Linked DNA regions of Homo sapiens: region 1 is linked to region 2. Evidence: read pairs that join two places in POLR2A ChIA-PET (ENCODE). Cell type or tissue: OCI-LY7. All regions are shown on one strand.

Region 1 (2,500 bases), 570 kb before region 2:
CATTCAACCAATGGTGAGGCAAAGCAGTATAGTGAGGCATAGTGTGGAGTTCTATCTCTGGATTCAGTCTGTATGAGCTAAATCCCAGCTCTACCATTTAGCTATGTGACTTTGGGCAAGTTGCATAAGCTCTCTGTGCTTCTGGTCTCTCATCTGTAAAACAAGGATAAAAATAGTACCTATTTCACAGAGTTCTCATCATGGTTAGGTGAGTTACTATTTGTAATGTTTTTAGAAGAGTACTTGATGCAAAATAAGTGTTTAAATAATTTAAGAAAGAAAAAAAACACAGCTAGGTGTAATTTTTTTTTTTTTTTTTTTTTTTTTTTTGAGACAAGGTCTGGCTCTGTCACCGAGACGGGAGTGCAGTGGTGTAATCTCAGCTCACTGCAACCTTTGCCTCCTAGGCTCAAGCCATCCTCTCACCTCAGCCTCCCAAGTAGCTGGGACTACACGCACATGCCTCCAAGCCTGGCTAATTTTTGTATTTTTTGTAGAGATGGCATTTCACCATGTTGCTCAGGCTGATCTTGAACTCCTGAGCTCAAGCAATCCTCCCACCTCAGGCTGCCAAGGTGCTGGGATTACAGGAGTGAGCCATCATGCCCAGCCTCTAAAATTGAGATAGAGAAATATTACATTATTCTTGACTTTAGTAAATTACAATCAGATTCGGGGAGTATGGGATCCTAGTTTATCCCATCAGCACTGTAAACCTTAGATTCTTTCATAGCAGAGGAAAGAGATGCAGAAAATAAGAACCCAGAACCCTGCCTAAGGTCTCAAACTATTCACTTACTCATATTTACTAAATATATCCTGTGTGCCAGATGCTGTTAGATCTGGGAACTAGATAGATGAGATCTGTTTTGGAGGCTGTGAAGAAGGTTGGCCTGGAACCGGTTGACACTGGCAATTTTTTTTTTTTTTGTCCCCCAGGCTGGAGTGCAGTGGCGCAATCTTGGCTCACTGAAAGCTCTGCCACCTGGGATCATGCCATTCTCCTGCCTCAGCCTACTGAGTAGCTGGGACTACAGGCACCCGCCACCACACCCGGCTAATTTTTTTTTTTTTTGTATTTTTAGTAGAGATGGGGTTTTGCCGTGTTAGACGGGATGGTCTCGATCTCCTAACCTTGTGATCCGCCCGCCTCAGCCTGCCAAAGTGCTGGGATTACAGGCATGAGCTACTGCACCTGGCCAACTTTGGCAGTTTCTAAGGAGGAAGTTGAACTGACTTGGGATGAGGCAAATACTATTATTATACCCTCTGTGAGCTAGAGAAGAAAATTCTGCTGGAGAACTCAGATCAGGTCACTTTTGTTCTACACAAACTGTTTCTTCAGGGTAAGAAAACAAGTTGAAGTCATCAAACACATTTGTTCTTACTCATGTTAGGAAGAAGAGGTACAGCATAATTTGTCAGGTAATCTCTTCCTTCCTTTCCCCCACCCCTGCATTTGTAGGGTACCCTGGTATGGCACCAATGAGACAGGCAGGAGACCCTCAGCCCCTGCAGACACAGCCCTGTTGGCACATACACCCTCCCTCTGCTGCAGGAGGCTTATGATGACATGTCATCAGAATAAAAAGGGAAAAAGACAGAGTAAACAAAACCTGAGACACGGACTTGCCAGACGATGGGAGGAAAATGTAGAGTCTGAATGTAATTTAAGAAAGAGCATTGAAGGAAATAAAATGTGAAAATCACCATGTTTCATTGAATATATTTGAATTACATTTTCTTTACCTCATTTGTCCTATTCTTAAACATTTTCTACTGAAAATATGGACAAAGCATTTTAATGTATTTCTCCCCTTATCAAACAGGAAGTTGATTTTTAAAAATTAGTGCTCACAGTTGAGAATAAACCAACATGGAAATATCCTTTAGTTTAGCAAAAGTATTTTTATGTGAAATTACTAATATGTCATTGCTATTGCACACAAATCTAGAGATTTCTCACCAGGTTTAAAAATGTCCTTTATGCCAGGTGCGGTGGCTCACGCCTGTAATCCCAGCACTTCAGGAGGCCGAGGCAAGCAGATCACGAGGTCAGGAGATGGAGACCATCCTGGCTAACATGTAGAAACCCCGTCTCTACTAAAAATACCAAAAAATTATCTGGGCCTCGGGGCGGGCACCTGTAGTACCAGATACTCGGGAGGCTGAGGCAGGAGAATGGTGTGAACCCAGGAGGCGGAGCTTGCAGTGAGCCGAGATTGCGCCACTGCACTCCAGCCTGGGCGACAGAGCAAGACTCCATCTTACCAAAAAAAAAAAAAAAAAAAAAGTGTCCTTTATTTCTCCTTGACGTTTCTCTAATAGTATCTGCACAGTGGACTAATAGGAGAAAACAAGTCACTAATAGGTTGTTTCTCTATGCTCAAGACCAGTTAGTCCAGTTCCAGATAAAGCCTGGGGTTTGGATTCCATACCAGGATAATACGGCGTTCACTCACCCTGGGGTATGGGTCCAACTATAGAGAACAATCCACAT
Region 2 (2,500 bases):
TTTTTATTTTGTCTCCTTGGACTGTGTATCTTCAAATAGTTCTGTCTTCAAGCTCACTAATTTTTTCTTCTACTTGATCAATTTTGCTAGTAAGAGACTCTGATATAGTCTTCAGTATGTCAATTGCTTTTTTCAACTCCAGAATGTCTGCTTGTTTTTAATTATCTTAATCTCTTTGTTAACTTATCGGATAGGATTCTGAATTCCTTCTCTGTGTTACCTTGTATTTTGCTGAGCTTCCTCAAAACAGCTATTGTGAATTCTCTTTTTGAAAGGTCACATATCCCTGTCTCTCTGGGACTGGTCCTTGGTGCCTTATTTAGTTAATTTCGTGAGGTTATGTTTTCCTGCATGATGCTTGTGGATGTTCATCAGTATCTGAGAATGAAGAGTTAGGCATTTATTGTAGTCTTCAGAGTCTGGGCTGGTTTATACCTGTTCTTGGGAAGGCTTTCCAAGTATTCAAAGGGATTTTGGTGTTGTTATCTAAGTCTTTCGTCACTGCAGCCATATTTGCATTAGGATGCACCCCAGTGCTCAGTAGCACTGTGACTCTTGCAGACTCACAGCAGACTCACAGAGGTACTGCCTTGGTGGTCTTGGGTAAGATCCAGGAGAATTCTTGGATTACCAGGCAGAGAGTCTTGTTTTCTTCCTTTAATTTCCCCCAAACAAATAAGAGTCTGTCTCTGTGCTGAGCTGTCTGGAGCTGAGGGAGAGGTGACACAAGCACCACTGCGGCCACAACCACTGGGACTGCACTGGGTCAGACCCACAGCACAGGGTCTCACCCAAGGCCCGCAGGGACCATTGCCTGGCTACCACACATGTTCACTCAAGGCCCAAGGGCTCTACAGTCAGTAGGCGGCAAATACAGCTAGGCTTGTGTCCTTCAGTGCAGCAAGTTCCACTCAGCCCCAGGTGGGTCCAGAGATGCCATCTGTGAACCAGGGCCTGGAACCAGGAACCTTAGGAATCTACCTGGTGCTCTATTCTACTGTAGCTGAGCTGGCACCCAGGTCATAAGACAAAGTCCTTCCTACTCTTCCCTCCCCTTTCCTCAAGCAGAGGAGTCTCTCCCCATGGCCACCACCACCCAGGCCCATAAGGAGTACTGCCTGGCTACCACAAGTTTTCATTCACGGCCCAAGGGCTCTTGAGTTAGCTTGTGATAAATGCTGCCAGGCCTAGGTGTCTCCCTTCAGGGAAGTGGCTTCCCTCTGGCCCAGGGCACATCCAAAAAATCCTGTCCAAGAGTCAAGACTTGGAATCAGGGACCCTGGGTATCTGCTTGCTGTATGCCACTATGGCTGAGCTGGTACCCAAGCTATATGACAAGGTCCTCTTATTATTCCCATTCCTTTCCTCAGACAAAAGGAGTCTCTCCTTTAGCTACCACAGCTGGGAAGGTGCTGGGTCACACCTGAAGCCAGCATGGTTCTGAGTCTCACCTAAGGCCCATGGCAAGTACAACCTGGCCACTACTGCTGATTTAGTCAGCCGGTGTTGAATCCTGCCAGGACTGGTAACTTCCCTTCAAGGCAGCAGGTCCCTTCTGTCCCAGGGTATATCTAGAAATGTCATCCAGGAGCTAGGGGGCCTCACAACTCTGCCTGGTGCTCTACCCTACTGTGGCTGAGCTAGTGTTGAGGTTGCAAGACAAGGTCTTCTTTACTGTTCCCTCTCCTCTCCCCAAGAAGGAGTCTCTCTTGAAGCTGTGAGCTGTGCCTCCTAAGGTTGGGGAGGGGTGATGCAAGCACTCCCTTGGTCATCCCAACTGTCTCACTAGGTCATGTATAACCCAAGTCCACTGGCTGTGAGCCCAGGTCAGCACCAAGATCTGCCCAGGAATTGCCATCCTTGTGGCTTATGTTGCCTTTCAAATTTATTTAGGGCCCCAGAGCTTTAGCCTGCAGTGATGGGGCTAGCTGGAACTCAGGTTCCAACTGCCGGAAGGGGTGATTCCCCCTGGCTAGGGTTGATCTAAATGCTCCCTCCAAGTATGCTAGCTGAGTTCTGCCCCATGTTTCCACAAAAAATAGGCATTCCCGTGACAAGGCAGCACTGAGTTCCGAAAGAAAGTCCCACTATCACTGCACTCTCCCTTCTCCAAATACACAGATTCTCTCTCCACACCAAATAGCTGCTGCCATGCAATGAGGGAGGGGTGGTGTAAGGGATTCAAGACTGTCTTTCTTTTCCTCTTAACAGTGCATGTTTCCTTAATATGATGTTAAAATCAGTTACTGCAATTACTCATCTGATTTTTGGTTCTTATGAAGTTACTTTTTTTGTGTAGGTAGTTGTTCAATTTGATGTTTCTGTGGAGGTGACAATTGCTAAAGGCTTCTAATCAGCCATCATGCTCTACCTACCCCAAAAAGTCCATTCTTGAAGGGAGAACTTGGTGGTGCACCTTAATGTTCATCACAGTTCATCTTGAGCTATTTGAATCCACTTCTTTGTGTATGTCTGGGAAGCAGCTCCTCTGTGATTCCAG

Evidence for each region. Peaks named below come from ENCODE experiments on the same cell type or tissue, not always from the same donor. Only the 100,000 strongest peaks of a DNase experiment are listed, where the experiment ranks them.
Region 1: POLR2A ChIA-PET joins it to region 2 with 5 read pairs; 4 of 35 experiments call an interaction of 5 or more read pairs at or near these places.

The regions. Positions count from the first base shown.
Region 1 is chr5:112,926,979-112,929,478 of GRCh38, forward strand. All of the region lies in intron 1 of LOC105379123 (a long non-coding RNA gene), which reads left to right. Among named protein-coding and RNA genes, the nearest start is that of REEP5, 6.0 kb to the left of the region's middle. In OCI-LY7, no CTCF peak of the experiment used is centred here; DNase peaks (open chromatin) are centred at 133, 383 and 1,213; H3K4me3 peaks cover 2,500 bases; H3K27ac peaks cover 2,500 bases.
Region 2 is chr5:113,501,553-113,504,052 of GRCh38, forward strand. No RefSeq gene overlaps it. Among named protein-coding and RNA genes, the nearest start is that of YTHDC2, 11 kb to the right of the region's middle. In OCI-LY7, no CTCF peak of the experiment used is centred here; no DNase peak of the experiment used is centred here.